Linked DNA regions of Homo sapiens: region 1 is linked to region 2. A link is an interaction called in ENCODE POLR2A ChIA-PET data of the cell type or tissue named here. Cell type or tissue: GM12878. All regions are shown on one strand. Links, peaks and the distances in the headings refer to the core of each region. The heading gives the core; the rest is flanking DNA.

The links. ChIA-PET counts read pairs that join two places held together with the same protein. Peaks named below come from ENCODE experiments on the same cell type or tissue, not always from the same donor. Only the 100,000 strongest peaks of a DNase experiment are listed, where the experiment ranks them.
Region 1: POLR2A ChIA-PET joins it to region 2 with 6 read pairs; 3 of 35 experiments call an interaction of 5 or more read pairs at or near these places.

What each region holds. Positions count from the first base shown.
Region 1 is chr13:46,579,690-46,585,815 of GRCh38, reverse strand. The region is part of intron 1 of LRCH1 (leucine rich repeats and calponin homology domain containing 1); the gene reads right to left. Among named protein-coding and RNA genes, the nearest start is that of LRCH1, 30 kb to the right of the region's middle. In GM12878, for the core only: no CTCF peak of the experiment used is centred there; a DNase peak (open chromatin) is centred at 5,205; H3K4me3 peaks cover 842 bases; H3K27ac peaks cover 3,283 bases.
Region 2 is chr13:46,748,741-46,754,866 of GRCh38, reverse strand. It overlaps a transcript of LRCH1 not described here. Among named protein-coding and RNA genes, the nearest start is that of ESD, 45 kb to the left of the region's middle. In GM12878, for the core only: a CTCF peak has its summit at 2,698; a DNase peak (open chromatin) is centred at 2,966.

The sequences.
Region 1 (6,126 bases), core at 597-5,596, 170 kb after region 2:
TACCGTAATTACATTTATTACATCAATAGCCGAGGAAGGTGGGGGTGGGCAGGGGGAATGACAACGTTCTTTCTTAACTCCAGCAAATCCAGTTACATCCAAAAAGATCGAGAGATGTAATCTAAAGAATGAAAATTACTTGAGTGAGCCACACATATTTACATAAAGCATATTCAGGACAACTAGCTTCAGATCACACTAATTTCTACAAAATCGGTGCAGGTTATAGAAATGCGTTTTTTTGTTTTTTTTTTTTTTTTTTTGAGATGCAGTCTCGCTCTGTCGCCCAGGCTGGAGTGCAGTGGCATGATCTCTGCTCACTGAAAGCTCCGCCTCCCAGATTCACGAGTAGCTGGGACTACAGGCGCCCACCACTATGCCTGGCTAATTTTTTGTATTTTTAGTAGAGACGTGGTTTCACCGTGTTAGCGAGAATGGTCTTGATCTCCTGACCTCGTGATCCGCCTGCCTCGGCCTCCCAAAGTGCTGGGATTACAGGCGTGAGCCACCACGCCCGGCTCTAGAAATGCATTCTTATGAGTAGCAGAATTCCAAGGACCAAATGCTTTTAAAACATCTTACTTAACAAGTAGACTCAGCATGTTTTGAAATACAGGTAAGAAATTCTACCAAATTGTTCCTACTCATTTCTAAAGCCTTACTAAACATGAGAGAAAAAGATATCTGTTCATTTTCAAAGCTGGAAATGTTTCCAGTTACCTATGAAAAATGCAGTTCTTTAAAGAACTACTTCTCAATGTCACTATTACCCCCATAAATTTCCCTTTACTTTCCAGTAGTGAAGCAAGTTGAGAATTCTCTGCTCTTTCATTGCTTAGTTGTATGAAAGTAGTTTGAGAAAGGAACTTTTATGTCAGACCAAAATACATTTCTCCATCAGTTCCCAATTGGCATACAAATTCCATCCATATTTTACATATAGCCTCATCTCAGGAAGATCCACTTTTTTTCGTAGCAACTGTTGCTTTATAAAACATTATTAATCGATTGCATGTGGGTTTTGATTATAAAACTGTCATCAGACTGAAATGGCCATGTTAAAATTAAGAAACAAAAAATGATTAAGTTCAGAGCACTTAAGAGGAAATCAAAGGGACAAAACCTTAAGGGACAAAAGCAACGCAGGTACAGATAAAGAGCCTAAGAAGAAAAACACGGAGTGTAGAGACCATCACAGGCTCCAACAGGAGCTGAGGGGGCTCTGCATCATCATGGGAAAAGAAGGCACCTGCATCTTTGCAACATCAACATCACAAGCTATGCAACCCAGACTCAGGACTGGAGATCTACTTGCCATGTGATAACAGGAAAAATAGTTAACTTTGGTGTCTTATCTCTTCAAACTGTAATGTGCACACAGATCACCCGAAATCTTGTTAAAATACAGACTCTGATTCATGAGGCCTTGGGTGAGGCCTGAGAGCCTGCATTTCCCACCAGCTCCTAGGTGATGCCGGTGCTGCTGGTGCATGGACCATAATTTGGGTATCGAGCTCTCAAATCACATGTGAAAACACTGGGTTAAGGTTGCATGCTATGAGAAACAATGGAGCTATATATGTAAAGTACTTTAGATTTCCTGGGAGAAAGCCACCATGAACTAAACTTAGAACCACCCCAGTGGTGAATTGAACGGACTATAATTGAAGTGTCATAATTATCCTATGTCTTTCAGTACAAATCCCATTGCCTAGAATTTCAGAGTTTAAAGTGGTTAAAGTTTTCAGTCTTTAACCACTGCCTATAAAATACCACCTCTAAAACATATCGAGAAAATATTATTCTATAAGAAGGAAAAACGTGTGAAAAGTAAGTTTCCTGACCTCGTGGAGTTTAAAATCTAGCTGACTAAAGAAAGCAAAATTCCTTGGCTGGGCGCAGTGGCTCACGCCTGTAATCCCAGCTACTTGGGAGGCTGAGGCAGGAGAATTGCTTGAACCTGAGAGGCGGAGGTTGCAGTGAGCGGAGATTGCGCCACTGCACTCCAGCCTGGGGGACACAGTGACACACTGTCTCAAAAAAAAAAAAAATAGAAAAATTCCGTAGCTGAAACAAGAGCAAATAATATAAACACAAATAAATGATTACGTTCAAAAATGTATAGTAATCTAGTCAGATTAAATCACATTGATAACATTTACTCTAGGAAACAGAAGAAAAACCTAGAGAGGTTAGTTACTTTCAACTGTCTAGAATCTAAAAATTAGATATCCTGTCCAAAGGTGAGTACTGACATTAGCACAGGCAGCCAGGAATCTGAAGCAATCTTTGGAGCCATATGTTCACAGAGTGGCTTCTGAGTTAGGAGCTTTCCAAGTTAAAGAGCAAGAGAATAGGTGTGCCTCAGAAGGCAAACAAAATTACGCTATGACATACCCAATCAAGACCTCTAGTGCAGGAAATAGATCATTGACTTAATTTATCAAGAAAGATATCTTGGTACAATAAGCCTCATTCTTTTCAATTTGGCCAGTAATCTCATGGGCTATATTTCTTTAGCACTCAAAAGCAAACAGAATATTAGTGCTTTCAGCATGCCTGAATGAGGATGGACATGAGATTATAGCAAATTTCACCTGAAACTTTAAAAAAGGAAAGCTAGAATCGACTTGTTTTGGTAACTGTCAAAATTAAGCATTTAATGTTAGAACTGACAAACTTACAAAAGATAAAAAGGTTTTGTGTTTTATGATCAGTCCTTAGAGAATCTGTGGCAGAATATTTCTTGAGACTGCAATATATAAAAACTGGATGGTCTCTGACATTGATTAACATGGATTTCTTGGGAACACATTTTTCAGAAATGTAGTCTTTTCCTGCCTCCACTCTTGACTATATATAGAACTGCCATTTGTTTTCTTACTGAGAGAGCAAGTCTTTGTGGTGCAAGGTGCTACCAGATTTGGAGTAGAAGCCTTTTTATTCCTGAGCCCAGTAACCTCTGTGAAGAGCTTGGTAGCAGTTAACTGTTTAACTACATCAAAAGCAATATGTGGCTGGGCACAGCGGCGAATACCTATAATCCCAGCACTCTGGGAGGCCGAGGCAAGCAGATGGCTTGATCTGAGAAGTTCAAGACCAGCCTGGGCAACATGTTGAGACCCCGTCTCTACTAAAAATACAAAAAAAAAAAAAAAAAAAAAAAAGCTGGGCATGGTGGTGCGTGCCTGTGGTCCCAGCCACTCAGGAGGCTAAGGTGGGAGGATCACCTGAGCCCGGGAGGTCAAGGCTACAGTGAGCTAAGATTGTGTCACTGCACTCCAGCAGGGAGTGACAGAATGAGACCCTGTGTCAAAAAAAAAAAACAATATGTTCATCCCTTCATTAAGACATCCAAAGGAACTCAAAAGCAACCATAGAGCATCTCTTATTGATCTCAGCCACTGGAGAGATGAAATGACCAAAAAAAAAAAAAAAAAAAAAAGATGAGAGCAACGGTTGTTCTTCCATTGGTAGGAGTGACTTGTAACAAAGGTCCTTTGTGTCTTTCAACATGCTCAGATTTTTAAAAATATATTTTTCTCTTTCCTTTTTTAAACAGTCCTACTGCAACAGCAATCAGGTTTTTTAAATTGTCAAGATCATGAAATGAGCAGATTTCAGCTATACCCTTCATTTTCTTTCTTTCTTTTTTTTTTTTTTTTTGAGATGGAGTCTCTCTCTGCCGCCCAGGCTGGAGTGCTGTGGCATGATTTCGGCTCACTGCAAACTCCGCCTCCCAGGTTCAAGCGATTCTCCTGCCTCAGCCTCCCAAGTAGCTGGGACTACAGGCACACACCAGCACGCCCGGCTAATTTTTGAATTTTTAGTACAAAGGGGGTTTCGCCATATTGGCCAGGGTGGCCTAAAACTCCTGACCTCAAGTGATCCACCCACCTTGGCCTCCCAAAGACTTCATTTTCCCAAAATAATTTCCAAAAGTCTCTTTTATTGCAAGGATGATTAATTATGGAATGGGGGGACAAAAAAAGAAACAGGAGCATGTGGGCTTGAGAAGGTGGAATATTGATGGCAGTAGGTGGAATATTCTGAAGGCCAAAGCCACCTTTGGTTGTGACTTTTGTCCCGCCTTTTCTCAGTTCAATATAAAGTGGCGAAGGACATTAACTGGAGGCAAACTGCTTGGGTTCAACCCCTGATAGGTCCATTTCTCAACAGAAAAATTACTTACACATTTGTGCTCCAGATTCCTCACATCTAACACGGGGATGAGAATGTCAGACCTTTGTCTTATAGAGTTCTCGTGAGTCTTAGATGAAATAATAAATCGAACGTGCTTGGAACTGTGCATGGTCCACTGTACATGTTCACTGGACGCCAGCTATTCTTACTGTACCTCTCTCTTTCAATTCCCACCTTTGAATCTTTTCTGTCCCACTTCTTTTATTCCACCTATCAGTTCTTTGGTTGTTGTTTTGAATTTATTTCTGTCCCAGGCCTTCCCACCTAGCCTCACTTGAAGCCTTTTCCTAAGACTGCTCCAGGCTCACTTAACACCATACTCCAGTTGCACACAGAGGTCTAGGGGGCTGAGGTGAGGCAGAGGAGGCAAAAGCTCTCCTGTTGCAGGGGCTTCATCCAGGCAATGAAAGAAATGAGGAGATTGAAGGAGCAAAGGAAAACCACACCTGCAAAGTTCCAAATGACATGATGCAGCTGACACATGAACCTGCTTTCTGGTACACAGGGACTGTGTTTTACCTTATTTCATTAACCAAGGTAATGCTAGATCCATTGGTGAGGCAGTCTAGAAGCTCACCCAGTGATACATCCATTAACAAAGAGTAAGTTTCAGCTACACACTTCAAATCCAAAATGTTATTAAAATATGACAACCACTACTAGTATTTTAATGACATTTTGGATTTGAAGAACAACAGAGGCAAGAGCTCAGCCTTTGTGCATAAGCCCCTTTTCCTAGAACTTTATTAGAACCAACTGAAAATTGTGTAATTTGTACCAACTGTCCTTTGGGCTCTGTTCCTCTTTGTTCCAAAAGCTCAGTCCCTTTGATATCCCTGCAACACATTTAAGCATTTCCACTTGGTCCACTCCGTGCCAGAAATGTCTTGCAAGTGACACATTTCTCCACTACGTCTTTGCTAATTAATCTACAGAACAAGAATGGCAAAAAGGGAAGGGACTTTCCTTTTGTTCTCACAAAAGAGTTTGTCATACAAGCCCTGCTACAAAAGGTGAATCAATTGGTGGCTTACGAGTCTTAGAGATTTGTTCCAGGTCAAAAAGTAAGTGTCCCCAATTCCCACGTTAAGACTGTTGGAGCAGAAAGCAGCATGCATGACCCCCAAAGGGTAGCATTACAAGAAAACATGGGTTAGGTTTCCTTGCAGTTTCGCTGCAGTAGTTTCAACTGCTGGGTAGGATGCATACTGCAAATTACCCTTTGGATAATTTCATTCCCTCATTATCACACATAGGATTCTAGCAAGGAAGTAATGACAGAAGGGCCCTACAAGAAAAAGTAAAATAACTCTCTTCACTATCTTAGAATTTCAGATAACAGGCAACAGTCAGGTTATAATTTGATGACAAGAGATATGATCAGTTTTAGAACTCCTTCAGTGAAAATAGTTCTACCAAGCTTTCTCAGAGCTAGCTTATTATCCAAAAATGAGTTAAACAGAACTTATTTAAAAATTAGAGGCAGTAGGAGGAGGACCTGGGAGAGGAACAAATGTTATAAAGAGGTCTTGGGCTAGAAACTCAAAAGAAATGTTCATGCCAAAATGCTCCTAGGGGTTCCCTTGCACATTCCACTTGACTGAGAGGTTTTACTTCTTCATGAGCCACTTTCTAAACCTGGCTTTTTCAGGTACAGACTGCAAGTCTTCTCAAGTTACTCTGAAGCTCCATGAAGTTAATAATGTGACAAGGCTAAGGTTAAGATCAGCCAACTCTTGCTTTGACATTTTAAATTGTCAGATGACTAACAATTTGACAGATGCTTCTGAAACAAAAGTTTTGTTTAAACAAGATTTTTGTTCAATTATTCAGATGTTCGCATTACTCAGGTACATCAAGAACAAAGTAATCAGATGCCTTCCCATGATTTTACAGAAAGACAAACTCTGAAACGGACAAACA
Region 2 (6,126 bases), core at 493-5,492:
TGCAAAAGTTGTAGCCTCTTGGAAGTACTCATGAAAGATTTAACTACCTGGGCTTCAGAAATACAGGATTTCTTTCTTACTGGACCCAAACTTCAGGGTTTTTTTTGCTGTCTCTTGTGCCTCTGTCTTTCTGTAGGCCAGTTTCTCCCTAGATCTTTTGTAGGTTTTATGTCTTCTGTCTTCGGTCACCAGGAAAAGAATTAAAATCCCAAAGAAGAGACTTGCAAGTCAATTGTGAGGAAGGTGCAGCTCCTGAATGGATGAACCATAGCCAGGTGGGCAGTGCTATGTATGGGCCACAAATCTTTGTGGTATATGAGGCAGGAGCAGTTCCTACTCCTAGGAGTATGTGGTGTTAGGTGAACAGTCCCTTGGTGTCCACTACAAATCTCTTCCTTACAGGGTTATGTAAGTTTTTGAGCTAATGTGTGTAAAGTTTATTTCACCTCTTCAGTAGACACTGCTGCACTGTTCTAGGCATTGGCGATTCAGCAAAGAACAAAACAGACAAGCAGCCTTGTTCTAATGGGGCACACAGCTGAGATACAACACTCGACCCACAGTAGCTACTCAATAAATTACGCGTTTCCCTGTTGCTCCAGCAAGTTTAAGATGGAAAGTGTCTGTGAAGAGCTGGACTTCTGTAATATGCAGAGGGACAACTAAAAGATTTTGGGATTTGGCACAGTTGCAGCGCCTCAAAGGAAAACACCATGGGCCATGTACAGAGTGTCTTGACTCAGTAAATGAGGATCTTAAATGCAGAGGTCCTGATACTGCTCCCTGAAGGCCCTGCTCAGGCTAGCAGTTTCGGGTCTGTGTGTATTTTATGTGGGGTGGGGTGGGGTGAGAACGTGGAAATGATGTTACTATATTCACTTGAATTTCTCAAAGCAGCTGCTGTCTACCAAAGGTAGGCTAGCCCTGTGAGGAAAACAAGACTGGCCCAGATCTAGTGGTGTAATCAAGGCAACCATTTCATTCTCTGGGTGTCAGATACCACAGTTGAGGAGGGAGGCCCAGATTCTGTGGTTTTCACAACATGGGCCAAGAAATCTTAAGTGTTCTCAAATATGCCCAAAAAACAAGTAGGGGTCCTGAATCCATGCTTTCACCTGAACTCCAAATCCATCATAGCAAATTTGTTACTCCTGTTATGTTACGCTATAAGTTTTAGTTTGGGAGAAAAAAAGAGTATCCTGAGGGGTGTGTGTGTGTGTGTGTGTGTGTGTGTGTTATCGACAGATAGATGGATAGAGTCATTCTTCTGATAGCTATACATGAATATACAGTCATGTACACATAACAACATTTTGGTCAATGATGAACTAAATATACAACAGTGGTCTCCGAAGATTATATAATACCATATTTTTACTGTACCTTTCCAATGTTTAACTATGTTTAGATACACAAATACTTACCATTGTGTTACAACAGCCTACATTATTCAGTATAGTATCATGCTGTGCAGGTTTGCGTCCTGGGAGCAATAGGCCACATAGCCTAGGTGTGTGGTCGGCTATACTAAGTGTGTAAATATACTCTATGATGTTTGCACAATGACGAAATCACCTAATGACACGTTTCTCAGATATATCCCTGTTGTCACATGATGCATTACTATATATTCTTTCTCCAAATTTTATACACACCCAGCCATACATACATATAACATATACATATTATGTGCACATATACATAAATATACATGATTGCTACAATCTGTTTCAGCAATGACACCCTATGATGTGTGTGTGTGTGTGTGTGTGTGTGTGTGTGACCGGGGTCAACCTTTTTGATGGGTAAGTCAATCACAAAGTGGTTTGTACAAATCCAAGATTTTAATGGCTGTTAAATAATAAAAGGAAGGATATTTGCACTATATACATTCTGTCCACTGACGATACTGTCAGCTGGCCATGCATTTTATTGCACATATAAACAGTGTACAAGGATCTTGAAGACGTCTTAGCCATAGAAGGACTGCATTTAAAAGAAAAAAAAGCAATTTTACAGAAGACTGAAGCCATTTACATTACACAACCAACTTCAAGAAAATAATAAAAATTAATATCAAAAGAAATACTTTAATTTTGAAAAAAAAATCTCTCAAAACAATGATTACAAAGCTTCATGCTACCATATATACACGTAAGAAAATATTTCAGGACCCCGCATTCTGAATGCCCGTGAAGGTGCAGCAGGCTAAACTCCTACTTATATAGTCAACCTTTGAATGTTGCTTAAATTGTATACACTCTTTGTCCAAAATGTTTCTTTACATCATTATGCTATTTGACAAAACAGGTATTTGTGCAGTACAGAAAAATATTAAAATACATTTTAAGTTAGGTTAAAGTGCACAGTACATCTGATAGGAAATAACTGCTAGCTGCCAATCCAAATTTCCGTTTTCAGAAACCTCCCCCCATCTTCCCAAGAGTGGAGGGCAGCCATTGCCTTGGTTGATGTTGGTCTGTGCTGACTGCACACTGAATCCTCCTCCTGGTGGTGTCTTTTCTTTTGCGTCCCCCTCTACATTTGTCTTACAAACTGTGGCTGCTGCTGCTCTAAAAACTTCCAATGGCTTTTCGAGGAGGTGAAAGTGCAGTCAGCATTCACAAGACTTAGAAAGGTTAATTACTGGGACATCTGTGATTGCAGCGTGAGTGCACATGCATGGAACTGCCTGCAGAAGGCTGCCGTGTTCCGTGAATCTCTGAGAGCAGCATGGGTTCCACTCCTTGGCTGGTTCTTCTCTAGCCCTATTTTGTTGCACTTGCTCCCTCCTCAGCCACTCAGCCTCACAAACTCCACTTACTGCACCCTCCCCTTAGCCTGCCTTGGTGGTGCTGCCCACAGGCTCACAACGACTCACTTCTGAGGTTTCACACCAGAGACTGTGAATCTTGCAGGATTTTACAGACTACTTGGAAAACCACCAACCACCAAATTAAAATAAAATGAGCACATCTCAGAATCATTTCCTCTTTTAAAACTGGCAGTTGTAAGAAGTGCTGGTTTCCTGATTCAGGTCCTATGTGCCTTAAGTAATTTCTGATACTCAGTCGAAGCTTCCCTTCAAACCCTTTTTGGTTCAACAATCAACTTTTTATCATCTCCACTTTCCTATGCCATTTCTTCATTATCTACCTTTGGTGCTAAGCTCTCTTTAACGTAACCCAAGTTACAGTGCAAAAGTATACTTCAAGACACACGATGCTAACACTTATTATTTCTTTGTGTTAAAACGTGAATGTTTTGTGCATAGCAAAAGAAGTATGAATCCAAAAAATAATTGTTCACATTTTAGCTTCAAGTTTAATATGTCTTTTTTTTTTCCATCACAGCTATTTACAAATAACTTTGGGGTGCTCTCTTGATTTTAGTCAGTTCATTATATTGGGGGACAGAGGGCTGCTGGAATGTAGGAAACTGGATGGAATGCAGAAATATAAATAAGACCAACGTTCCACAAACCAAAGTGTCAATATTGCCTCCCCAGAAAAGTTGTGTCCTAAAAGCACCTGTTTTTCGCTTTTTTTTGGAATCATATATACCAGAAACATTACTGAGACCTAAACTACCGCACACCAAAGAGGATAGAAAATAACTCAACATTTATATTAAAATAAAGTGTTTAACCACAAAAAAGCAGTAATAAAATAGTTTCCTAATTTACAATTTGCATCCAAAGGATGAATAACAACTCACTAATAAATAATATTTATATAAATATTTTGTATGTCGAAAATAGTTTTTTAAAAGGCAATGGTCTCAAGAAACCTCTCGAAAAATTTGGTGGTGAAAAACCTGATTGTGCCCCCCTCCCCCCACTAAATACATAACGAGTTTGGTTTTAATAAAACGAATGCGTCTTGCTGCAAAACGGTTGTGCTTGGCGTTTTGGTAATGGCAGTCGGTGAGTGTGGAAAGGATGAAGGAGGGTGGAAAAGGCATTGATGTGCTGCTCAGTTTTTTTTTCCTCCAGCTCCCTCTCTGGTTTCAAGATAAATACCTGTCAAGTCTTAAAGTCGGAGGTCAGCTCTGAAAGGTAGAAAATCCTCCCTTAGACTGAAAATTGTTTCAATGTAACTGGAGTCAGTGAAGTGACAGGCAGTGGGTGGGAGAGAGGGTTGAACAGGTGCCTGGAGCAGAGTTCAGGATCCTGGATGAGAGCAGAGTCTGAGCCCCCAATGGAGAAGGGGTAGTTTCATGTGAACAGAGCCTTCGTTACGGTGATGTCTAGTAATGCTTGAATGGTAATGCCCACTTTGACCAGGCCTTTTTCTTCAAGGATGTGGTGGGGGAGACATAGCTTTTCCTAAAAGGAAAAAGAATAAAACATCAATTTTTAGATGATTGTACTCTCATTGTAAAATCCTGCTACATCGTTGATGACATCAAAGTTAGGTTGAATACTCTAGTATGCCTGTTTGATCACCTACACCAAGCTCCTTCCTTTGCTTTCAACCTACTGCAAAGACCTTTTCTATGTTTGCAGAGAAAATAATGATTTTTCACACATGCAGTTTGTTTCAAAAAGGCTCCTAATCACCATGAAGTCTGCAGATCTAAATATTTAAGAAAGTTTTACACTAAATAACTGAGCTACAGAGTCAGTCAGAGAGCATACACCAAGAATATAATAGCTTCTATTTTTATAAAGCAAAACTGCAAATAGCCCCTGACACATTTTAAAGGCACTCAAATATTCATTTGTACCGACCACACATTGTTATACTGACCATAGAACTTCATTGAGTTCATTTTACTTCCTGTGACCTCTGGAACGCAGGCAAGTGGGTGGACTGGCAGCCTTTCTTCATGGTTTATGAACAGTCTTTATAAATTGGTAATTATAACTACAGCCCTCAATAGCCTCCCTTTCAAGACTCTTTCATAAAACTGTCAAAGACACATATGTCCTGCTACTCTCTCATGCTGCATTTTTGCTCTTGGGAAATGTCCAGGACATACTATTTAAGAAAAACAGTAAGCGTGAGTCCCTCCTTGTGTGCAGAACCTTTCATGCTCCACAAACCAGTTTACAGAATAACACAATGAAATAATTTTCCACCTTTGTTATTTCACCCTGGTCTGATATCATTCAAGAGAATCTTCTTCCAGGGTGTGTCTCCTTGGCTGGAAAAAGACACCACGGCAAATATTCTTTTATCTACTTGATGACAGTGTGTTTTCCACAGCCCAATGTTTACTTTTTCTTTTTTCTTTTCTTTGACAGGAAAAAAAAAATTGTATTTATTTATGGTGTCCAGCATGATATTTTGATAAAAGTATACATTGTGGAATGGCTAAGTCAAGCTAATTATCATATCCATTATCTCAGATACTTATTTTTTGGTAAGAACACTTAAAATAGAGTCTTTTATCAATTTTCAAGTATAAAATACATTATGATGAACTATAGTCACCATTTTGTATCCTTTGACCAATATCTTCCTATCCCCACCTCCCCACCCAGCCCCTGGTAACCACCATTCTACTCTCTGCTTTTGTGAATTCAACGTTTTTAGATTCCACGTATTAGTGAGGTCACGCAGTATTTGTCTGTCAGTGCCTGGCTTATTTTACTTAGCATAATATCGTCTAGGTTCATCCATGTTGTTGCAAATGACAGGATTTCCTTCTTTTTAAGGCTGAGTAGCGCTGTTTTGAAGGAGAGTTTAAGTGGGATCTGCATCCAGCCCTAGGTGATGGAGTCACTGTTCAGCAGGAAGCCAATTGGTGTGCTCTGCAAGGAAGGGCTTCCTTCCACGTGACACTTGCTTGAGGAACCAGATCTTCTTGCTGCCTCAATGCAGAACTCTCCAAAAATTACCGGAGACACAGGCACTCTGTGCTTAAAAGACTTTCAAAGGACATGACATGACATCTCCAATAACTTGTTCCACTGTCTCAAATGTCAGTGGGTCTTACTCTCTCACCATCTTACCGTATCTGCTTTTCACCCTTCCCTACCTTGTGGCAAATTCAGAGAACATCAGACTTTAACCTAGGCCTTAAGAGATGGCCCCCTGTCAACAGAAGACAGTCGATTCTTTAAAGAACAATTTTAACCATGGTTTCATGTCATTGCTGTGTATCAAAGTAGGATTATCT